2 separate regions of the Homo sapiens genome follow, and region 2 is linked to region 1. Evidence: read pairs that join two places in POLR2A ChIA-PET (ENCODE). Cell type or tissue: HepG2. All regions are shown on one strand. Links, peaks and the distances in the headings refer to the core of each region. The heading gives the core; the rest is flanking DNA. Region 1 overlaps MORC3 (MORC family CW-type zinc finger 3). Region 2 overlaps CHAF1B (chromatin assembly factor 1 subunit B).

Region 1 (5,376 bases), core at 127-5,126:
CCAGCCTGGCCAACATGGTGAAACCCCGTCTCTACTAAAAATACAAAAATTAGCTAGACCTGGTGGCACACACCTGTAATCCCAGCTACTTGGGTGGCTGAGGCATGGCAATCACTTGAACCCAGGAGGCAGAGGTTGCAGTGAGCCAAGATCATGCCACTGCACTCCAGACTGGGCAACAGAACAAGACTCTGTCTCAGAAAAAAAAAAACAAAAAAGGAGGCCACTGTTTTGGACTAAGCTCCTGCTCTAGGCCTCCAAAAACAGACTAAAAATCAAAATGGAGTCACCCATGCTAAAATTTCAGTCACCAAACTGAAACTAAGTTGTTATCTGACCTTCAGCGAAATCAAGGGAGATAACAGCCAATTTACCGAACAGGTCAGTTTCAGTCATCAACTGGTATGACAGATAATAAGTTCCCTCCATTTTGTTGTTTTACAACAAAAAGTAACCTAATGTCAGTCAGTTATTTATCTATTGTTTTTAACTTTGAAATGACGTATCTGCTTTTTGTTCTTTGTTTCTGCTTTCTTTCGGCCTTTTTCTGTCTACAAAGCCAGCCTCCTCTGTTCAGTTCACTAGAACACTTACTGTATTTTATGGAAGAAGTGTTGCCCAATTCCAGAATAGGAAATAAAGGCCAAGCACGGTGGTTCACTCCTGTAATCCCAGCACTTTGGGAGGCTGAGGCGGGCAGAACACTTGAGGTTAGGAGACGAGCCTGGCCAACATGGCAAAACCCCGTCTCTACCAAAAGCCAAAAAAATTAGCCAGGTGTGGTGGTGAGCGCCTGTAATCCCAGCTACTCAGGAGGCTGTGGCAGGAGAATTGCTTGAACATGGGAGGAAGAGGTTGCAGTGAGCTGAGAGATCTCACCACTACACTCCAGCCTGGGAGTGTCTGTCTCAAAAAAAAAAAAAAAAAAAAAAAAAAAGAAATAAAGCCAATTAATATCTTTAAATTTAAATTTGAGGCCAGGCGCGCTGGCTCACGCCTGCTGTAACCCCCGCACTTTGGGAGGCTGAGGTGGGCGGATCACCTGAGGTCAAGAGTTCAAGACCAGCCTGGGCAACATGGCAAAACCCGTCTCTACTAAAAATACGAAAATTAGCCGGGCGTGGTGGCAGGTGCCTGTAAACCCAGCTACTAGGGAGGCTGAGGCACAAGAATCGCTTAAACCCGGGAAGCAGAGGTTGCAGTGAGCCGAGATCGCACCAATGCACTCCAGCCTAGGCGACAGAGCGAGACTCGGTCTCAAAAAAAAAAAAAAATCTTTAAATTTATAATGTTGTCTTCTGACATACAATAAAATATTCACCTTAAGCAAACAAGGAAATCCTAACGCACACTACAACATGGATGAACCGTGAAGACATTAATGAATAAGGCAGTCACAAGTCAAATATTGTATAATTCCACTGATAGGAGTACAGCAGTCTCCCCTTATTCTCAGAGAATGCATCTCAAGACCCTCAGTGGATTCCTAAAACTGCAGTATACATATGTATGATAAAGTTCAACTTATAAATAAGGCACAGTAAGAAATAAACATTTTATTATTTATTTATATAGAGATGGAGTCTTGCTCTGTTGTCCAGGCTGGAGTGCGGTGGTGTGGCTCACTGCAACTTTCACCTTCAGGTTCAAGCGATTCTCCTGCCTCAGCCTCTGGAGTAGCTGGGACCACGGTTGTGTGTCACCATGCCCGGCTAATTTTTTTTTATTTTTGGTAAAGATGGGGTTTCACCATGTTGGCCAGGCTGGTCTCAAACTCCTGATCTCAAGTGATCTGCCCGCCTTAGCCTCCCAAAGTGCTGGGATTACAGGCATGAGCCACCGAGCCTGGCCAAATTAACAATAATTTATTCTATTTTTTTTGTTTGAGAATAAGTTTCACTCTTGTTGCCCAGGCTAGAGTGCAATGGCGCGATCTCAGCTCACTGCAACCTCCACCTCCCGGGTTCAAGCGATTCTCCCGCCTCAGCCTCCCAAGTAGCTGGGATTACAGGCACCCACCACCATGCCCAAATAATTTTTGTATTTTTAGTAGAGACTGGGTTTCACCATGTTGGCCAGGCTGGTCTCGAACTCCTGACCTCAAGTGATCCCCCTGCCTCGGCCTCCCAAAGTGCTGAGGCGTGAGCCACTGCGCCCAAATTAACAATAATTTAATAATAAAATAGAATGATACAACAACAGCAAATCTGATAACCACAGCTACTAAGTGACTAATAGGTTGGCATCATATATCCACAGTGTGGATACACTGGACAAAGGGATGATTCACATTCCAGGTGCTACTCAGATGGGGGCACAGTTTAGAATTTATGAACTATTTCTACAATTTTCCATTTAATACTTTCAGACCATGGTTGACTTTGGGTAATTAAAACCGAAGAAAGCAAAACTGCAGATAAGGGGGGACTACCGTAGTCAAATTCCTAGACAGAAAGTAGAATAGTGTTTGTCAGGTGCTGGAGAAGTTACTATTTAACGGGAACAGGGTTTTAGTTTCCCAACAAGAAGAGTTCTGGAGACTGGTTATTACACAACCATGTGAATGTACTTAGCACTACTGAATTGAAACTTTAAAATGGTTAGCATAAATTGTTTGCTACATGTGTTTTATTACAATAATAAACAAATAATCAAACAAACAGCAAGTCAGCAAACTGAACAATGTGATACGCCTTTCTTCCTTTCATGCCAATTTCCAAGAGCTAGCAGCCAGAATTATGCCATGGCAGGAGACCAGACGTAGAATTCCTCCTTGGGAAGCTGATTTCTCAAAGTTCTATTTGGTTCTTAGCAATTCCGCCTGGCTTTTCTGGATAGCATCTTGTTTTTGTTGTTCTCGTTTTTTAAAATTACTTTTTAAAATTTTCAGTTTTTAAAAATATACTTATGGTCCAACAGTTCCCATTTTTTATGGTCTACAAATACCAACATAGAGCACCCCCAACAAAATGACTCCTTCCTATGTGATCACCCAACAGTGAAGCCCACCAAAGGACTAGCTCTATTCATGTATGAAAATTTTGCAGTCAGCTTTAAGTGTCTCACTTAAAAATGTGAGAAGGCTGCCAGGCGCGGTGGCTCACGCCTGTAATCCCAGCACTTTGGGAGGCCGAGGCGGGTGGATCAGTTGAGGTCAGGAGTTCAAGATCAGCCAGGCCAACATGGTAAAACACCATCTCTATTAAAAACACAAAAAATTAGCCAGGCATGGTGGCGCATGCCTGTAATCCCAGCTACTTGGGAGGCTGAGGCAGGAGAACTGCTTGAACCTGGGAAGTGGAGATTGCAGTGAGCTGAGATCATGCCACTGCACTCCAGCCTGGGCAACAAGAGTGAAACTCCCGGCTCAAAAAAAAAAAAAAAAATGAGAAGGCTGTTTCCAGACATTTGAGAGTGTTTAAAATTAGAAACCAAAAACAATACACAGTAAAAGAAACATGAAGAAAATAGAGATAATGCAGTGAGCAAAACAAAACTTCAAAAATACTACGGTTAGGCCAGGCATGGTGGCTCACGCCTGTAATCCCAGCACTTTGGGAGGCCGAGGCAGGCAGATCACGAGGTCAGGAGATCAAGACCATCCTGGCTAACACGGTGAAACCCCGTCTCTACTAAAAATACAAAAAATTAACCAGGCAACGTGGCAGGTGCTTGTAGTCCCAGCTACTCGGGAGGCTGAGGCAGGAGAATGGCGTGAACCTGGGAGGCGGAGCTTGCAGTGAGCCGAGATCGCGCCACTGCACTCCAGCCTGGACGACAGAGCGAGAAGACTCCATCTCAAAAAAAAAAAAAACTACAGTTAATGTATCTAGCAATAAGAATGAACATTTTGTCCAGGGAGAATTCAAAAAGACATTCAAAAGCTAAGACATTGCTTGTAACAATTAAAACTATGGTGGCCGGGCTCGGTGCCTCATGCCTGTCATCCCAGCACTTTGGGAGGCCAGGGCGGGCAGATTACCTGAGGTCGGAAGTTCAAGACCAGCCTGACCAACATGGAGAAACCCCATCTCTACTAAAAATACAAAATCAGCCAGACGTGGTGGCGCATGCCTGCAATCCCAGCTACTCGGGAGGCTGAGGCGGGAGAATCGCTTGAACCCGGGAGGCAGGGGTTGCGGTGAGCCGAGATCACGCCCTTGCACTCCAGTCTGGGCAACAAGAGCGAAACTCCGTCTCTAAAAAAAAAAAACACTATGGTAAGAGCAAGGTAGGAGATAAGTAGAGGAAATCCCCCAAGAGGAAAAACAATAAGACAGTAAATAAAAAAAGAGAAAAATGGTGCGAAGAAAATTGTCAAAATAAGTAAGAACATTTTCCAGATGTTAAGGACTTGAGCTTCCAGGCTAAGTGCCCAATAAAATGCAGAGGCTCTATTAAACAATCAAGCACGTCTTTAAAATTCGGAAAGAATTTCCAATCCAGAATGCAAATCCAGCCAAATTATAATTAAAGAAAGAGCAAGGGTAGCATGAATGTATTTTCAAGAAATGATGAAATTTTTTTCTTCCCATGAACCCTTTTTTCAGGAAGCTACACCTGTTTCTGGAAGTGGTGTTATTGTTAGTGGTGGATATTCTCCACCACTAACAATAACAAAAACAGCAAACATTATTGTGCACCTACGGCACGCACAGCCCTTTTATTTATCTATCTGCTCATGTAATTTTTAAAACAACACTTTGAGGTGTGTAAGATTATTATTGCCAACATTCAGATTGGAAACTCTGGCACAAAGAGGTTAAATGACTTGGCCAAGGACATACATCTGGTTATGAGTCAGGATTTGAACCCGAGAGAGTAGGCTTCAGAATGGCAGTCACTAAGCTACATATCAGACAGAAGGATATGTGAGATGGAGACACATGAAAAGAGGAAGGAAATTTCCAGACAGATGTTAAAGGGAAGTCCCCAAATTACGACTGAGCCGATGACTCCCAACTGACTTCCAAATGACAAAACACTGGGTGTGTCTGAATCCATCTGGAAAAGAGCTCCCAGTTCTCTGGATGTCTGGATGATCAGTACAGAGAAAAACTAAGAAAACAAAATATAAATCAATTAACTTCAGGGAAAACAAAAGGTTTGTATAGGAAAGAAAATGCAATCATACTACCCTGGCTAGCTCATTTGTAAGAGTAATAACAAACCATATAGTAATTCAACCAAAAAAAGTGAAAAAAGCATTGAAGTATGGGAGGTGGTGAAGAGTGTGCATCAGCTAAATCCACAGCAGCATTTCTGAAAAAAAAAATCAACAACAAAAACCAAAGTATATGCATTTCATTTCACTAGAATTACAGGGGTAAAAAGCAAAAAATTTAAAAACTTTTTGTCACTCTGCATTTCATCCTG
Region 2 (5,376 bases), core at 302-5,301, 81 kb before region 1:
GAGGATACCTGTTTCCACCACTGGCCTCAGTTCAAAGTAGACCGGACAGCAGCGAACAGCAAGAGTGGCTTTTCCAGGACATGGAAGATGAGCGATGGGCCTAATGGATTAATTGCAGTGTTAGGAAAAGGCACTGTGACTAAGCAAAAGCAAAAATAAAAGGTAAACATTTTGGCAGGGCGCGGTGGCTCACACCTATAAACCCAGCACTTTGGGAGGAGGAGGCAGGCGGATCACCTGAGGTCAGGAGTTCAAGACCAGCCTGGCCAACATGACGAAACCCCATCTCTACTAAAAAAAAAAAAAAAAAAAAAATACAAGCCGGGTGCAATGACTCATGCCTGTATTCCCAGCACTTTGGGAGGCCGAGGCAAGCGGACCACTTGAGGTCAGCAGTTTGAAACCAACCTGGCCAACATGGTGCAACCCCATCTCTACTAAAAATACAAAAATTAACTAGGAGTGGTGGCGGGCACCTGTAATCCCACCTACTCAAGAGGCTGAGGCAGGAGAATCACTTGAACCCGGGAGGCAGAGGTTGCAGTGAGCAGAGATCGCACCATTGCACTCCAGCCTGGGCAACAAGAGCGAAACTCCGTCTAAAAAAAATGTAAACATTTCAAACATTTCCTTGACTGCATACCTTTTAAGATTCTTCCTGGAGAAAACATAAGTGGTATTCATTACATTTTCACCAGATTCCACACATCCAGCTGGGGAACAGGGAAGGGAGGGAGAGGAAAGAAAAGTCACTGTTTCAGCAAACTGTTCACCAACAGAAACTCAAGAGCCTTCAGGTCCGGTTTGCAAAATACTTCCCCCTGCAGTTATATTCTCTGGACAATGTTGTGACAGAGCACAAAAACATATATTCCGGCACTGTCTGTTCTCAGCCCTTACTCCAGTTCTACCTACCTGTCATCTCCACCTACCTGTGGGCAATCCCCGGGGACCTGGTTCTGATCTTGGGCGAGGAGAACATAGTGAGCCTTTGCCATAGGGCACCGTTGAGCCTCCAGGCAATTCCTCGATTGAAGCACCGTGACTAGATTCAGCTGCCCAGGCTCCTTTCTCCCTAGGACCCTCATCTCTATTTCCTGGATTCCAGCCTTGGATGCCATCCAAAGGCTGAGACTCGCCTTTCCCCAACTTCCCTATCCAGCCATGAGGCTGCCAGGAGACCTTGCCCTCTGCTGAAACCTCCAGCCTCCTTCAGAACCTGACTTCACTCTGGGGAACAGTCCCCATCTGAGAGCTCTTCTACACTCACCCCCTGCTGTACTTAAAACAGTTCAGCCCTGTCAGAGTGACCATCATACACTGCTGCTCTTGGAAACATCTCCCTGTTTTATGCTATTTCTTGATACATATACACACACGTAACTTTACATATGACTGTTTCATATCCACCAGGGAGGGCAGTAGACAGTATCAATAGTCTTTTTTATTATTATTATTAATACATTCTACATAGCTGCCCTCTTTTTTTTTTCTTTGAGATGGAGTCTTGCTCTGTCACCCAGGCTGGAGTGCGATGGCGTGATCTTGGCTCACTGCAACCTCCACCTCCCAGATTCAAGCAATTCCCCTGCCTCAGCCTCCTGAGTAGCCGGGATTACAGGCACCTGCCACGATGCCCGGCTAATTTTTGTATTTTTAGTAGAGAGGGGGTTTCACCATGTTGGCCAGGGTGGTCTCGAACTCCTGACCTCAAGTGATCTGCCCTCCTCCGCCTCCCAAAGTGCTGGGATTACAGGCGTGAGTCACTGCACCCAGGCCCCTCTTTTCATCCCACTCCATTCTTCCATCCCCAAGAAATCCATTTTAACATTCAACAAACCATTATGTCATCTGTATATTTCCTCCATGCTCACATAATCATTACAATCAGTTATAACTCAATCACATGTATACCTCTATGATATTTTTTATTGAGTCCATTTGTTTTACAAAACTGACACTTCTCCTTATTTTGCTTGTTTCAATCAACTACTCATGAAAGTTAACTTGCATAGCACTGATGCATTATTTTTTTGTAGCTGCATAATATTTACTGCAAGATTCATTCACCCAGCCTCTGTTAATGAGTATTTTTTTGGCTTTTGGTTTTTTACCACTATAAACAATGCTTGCAATAAGCATCCTTGAACATATACTTTTTTTTTTTTTTTTTAGACAGAGTCTCACTCTGTTGCCCAGGCTAGAGTGCAGTGGTGCGATCTTGGCTCACTGCAACCTCTGCCTCCTGGGTTGGAGCGATTCTCCTGCCTCAGGCTCTTGAGTAGCTGGGATTACAGGTGTGCATCACCATGCCCGGCTAATTTTTGTATTTTTAGTAGAGACAGGGTTTTGCCATGTTGGCCAGGCTGGTCTTGAACTCCAGACCTCAGGTGATCCACCCACCTTGGCCTCCCAGAGTGCTGGGATTACAGGCTTGAGCCACCATGCCCAGCCAGTTTCCAGTCTTAATTGGGTCTTCTCCATTCCTAGAATGTCCTCCTATATTTCCTTACAAGAGTTTTCTATTTTTACCTTTTGTGTTTAAGTACTGAATTCACCTGGAATTTATTTTTTACATCTAGGCAAGGGGTCCAATTTTACCTTCTTCCACATAGCTGGCTACCCCAGCACTACTCATTCAATAATAGAGTCCTCCCTTTGCAAGATCCATCTCTTGTACAACATGGTGATTATGGTTCATAACAATGTATTATATTCCTGAAAAATGCTAAGAGATATAAAGCGTTCAAACCACAGAAATCCTAATTATGTGAGACCATGCTATGCTAATTAGCTAGATTTAGTCATTCCACAACATATATATACTTCAAAACATCATGTCATACACAACTACATACAATTTCATCTGTCAATTAAAAAAAAAAGGAGGCCAGGTGCAGTGGCTCACGCCTGTAATCCCAGCACTTTGGGAGGCTGAGGCGGGTGGATCACCTGAGATCAGAAGTTTGAGACCACCCTGGCCAACATGGTAAAACCTCATCTCTACTAAAAATACAAAAATTAGCTGGGCATGGTGGCCGGCGCCTGTAATCCCAGCTACTTGGGAGGCTGAGGCAGAAGAATCACTTGAACTCAGGAGATGGAGGTTGCAGTGAGCCAAGATCACGCCAATGCTCTCAAGCCTGGGCGACAAGGGTGAAACCCTCTCAAAAAAAAGAGGAATAGGTCTTTGTCCAATCTCAACACTTCCCAACCTTCTTAATGACATACTCTTGTCCTATCTGCCTTCAGTGTCTAATTCTCTTGAGAATTATTTAAGTAACATACAATTAATTACAAATAAATAATAGATTTTTTTCCACTGGAACAGCACCTGAGGTCATATATTAAATCGCCTTATATCCTGAGATCTTTTTCTGGATTCTGTGTTCTGGTCCACTAATCTATTTGTTTGGTCCTATAGCAACACCATATTGATTGGCTAAAAGTAGTGTTATAGGATCTTCTGATATGTGGTGAGGCAAATGCCCTCCCAAGTATCACTGTTTTTTTTTTAATACTTCTTTGGCTATTCTTCAGCATTTATTCTACTAAACAAAGCTGAGATTTCATCCAATTAAAAAAAAACTTTAATGCAATTCTAATTGGAAATGAAATTAGTATGTTAATTGTTAGAACACGACATATCTTTCCATTTGTTCAGAACTTGCTTTATAACCTTCAGTAAGACCTTCTAGACTTCTCCATAAAGGTCCTGCCCCTTTCTCATTAAATTTACTTCTGCCTGGGTGTGGTGGCTCACACCTGTAATCCCAGCTCTTTGGGAGGCCGAGGCGGAAGGGGTGCTTGAGCCCAGGAGTTTAAGACCAGCCTGGGCAACATAGCAAGACCATGTCTCTACAAAAAAATAAGAAAATTAGCCAGGCATGGTGCTACACGCCTGTGGTCCCAGCTAGTAGGGAGGCTGAGGTGGGAGGATTCCCTGAACTCAGGAGATCAAGGCTGATGCAGTGGGCCATGATCACACCACTGTACTCCAGCCTGGGTGACAGAGTGAGACCCTGTCTCAAAAAATAAATAAATAAATAAATTTACTCTATGTATTTTGCAGGTTTTGCACTACTCTGAATGAAATATTTCTCCTCCTTCCATTTCTAAGTACTCACTGCCAATATAGACGAAAGATAGGAATTTTTATATATTTTATAATATCCAGCCATCTTATCAAATTATTTTAAAAATTCTAATACTATTTTTAAAATCTCTTGGATTTTCTAGAAATACAATCCTATTGCAGTTTTTTATCTGTTCTTTTCCAATCTTTGTAATTTCATTTTCCTGTTTTTCCCACACTTACTAACACCACAAAGAACAATAACGTTGATAACAGACATCCATTTGCTACTTGATTTTAATTGAAAATATTTTTAGAGTGGCCAAATAGTAAAGGATTTGCTACTGGGGCTGGGCGCAGTGGCTCACACCTGTAACCTGTAATCCCAACACTTTGGGAGGCCAAGGTGGGCAGATCACCTGAGGTCAGGAGTTTGGGACCAGCCTGGCCAACATGGCGAAACCCCATCTCTACTAAAAATACAAAAATTATCTGGTTGTGGTGGCAGGCGCCTGTAATCTCAGCTACTCAGGAGGCTGAGGCAGGAGAATCGCTTGAACCCAGGAGGTGGAGGCTACAGTGAGCCAAGATGGTGCCACTGCACTCCAGCCTGGGTGACAGAGCGAGACTCTGCTTTTTAAAAAAAAAAAAAAAAAAAAAAAAAAAGGCCAGCGCAATGGCTCACACCTATAATCCCAGCACTTTGGGAGGCCAAGGTGGGCAGATCACCTGAGGTCCGGAGTTCGAGACCAGACTGACCAACATGGAGAAACCCCGTCTCTACTAAAAATACAAAATTAGCTGGGCGTGGTGGCGCATGCCTGTAATCCCAGCTACTCCGGAGGCTGAGGCAGGAGAATGGCTTGAACCCGGGAGGCGGAGGTTGCTGTGAGCCGAGATCGTGCCATTGCACTCCAGCCTGGGTAACAAGAGCGAAACTCCATCTCAAAATAAATAAATTAATAAATAAATAAAATAAATAATTTAAAAAAAAAAAAAGGGCCGGGCGTGGTGGCTCAAGCCTGTAATCCCAGCACTTTCGGAGGCCAAGGCAGGCGGATCACAAGGTCAGGAGTTTGAGACCAGCCTGACCAACATGGTGAAACCCCGTCTCTACTAAAAATACAAAAATTAGCTGGGAGTGGTGGCGCACACCTGTAATCCCAGCTACTCAGGAGGCTGAGGCAGGAGAATCGCTTGAAACTGGGAGGCGGAGGCTGCAGTGGTGAGCCAAGATCGTGCCACTGCACTCCAGCTGGGCAACAGGGCAAAACTCAGTCTCAAAAAAAAAAAAAAAAAAA

Evidence for each region. Peaks named below come from ENCODE experiments on the same cell type or tissue, not always from the same donor. Only the 100,000 strongest peaks of a DNase experiment are listed, where the experiment ranks them.
Region 2: POLR2A ChIA-PET joins it to region 1 with 7 read pairs; 4 of 35 experiments call an interaction of 5 or more read pairs at or near these places.

The regions. Positions count from the first base shown.
Region 1 is chr21:36,322,717-36,328,092 of GRCh38, reverse strand. The region is part of intron 1 of MORC3 (MORC family CW-type zinc finger 3); the gene reads right to left. Among named protein-coding and RNA genes, the nearest start is that of MORC3, 5.2 kb to the right of the region's middle. In HepG2, for the core only: no CTCF peak of the experiment used is centred there; a DNase peak (open chromatin) is centred at 2,502.
Region 2 is chr21:36,404,098-36,409,473 of GRCh38, reverse strand. It overlaps CHAF1B (chromatin assembly factor 1 subunit B), which reads right to left. Exons shown (of 14, transcript NM_005441.3): 9 at 644-713; 10 at 9-100. Among named protein-coding and RNA genes, the nearest start is that of CHAF1B, 21 kb to the right of the region's middle. RefSeq lists an enhancer at 1-940. In HepG2, for the core only: no CTCF peak of the experiment used is centred there; no DNase peak of the experiment used is centred there.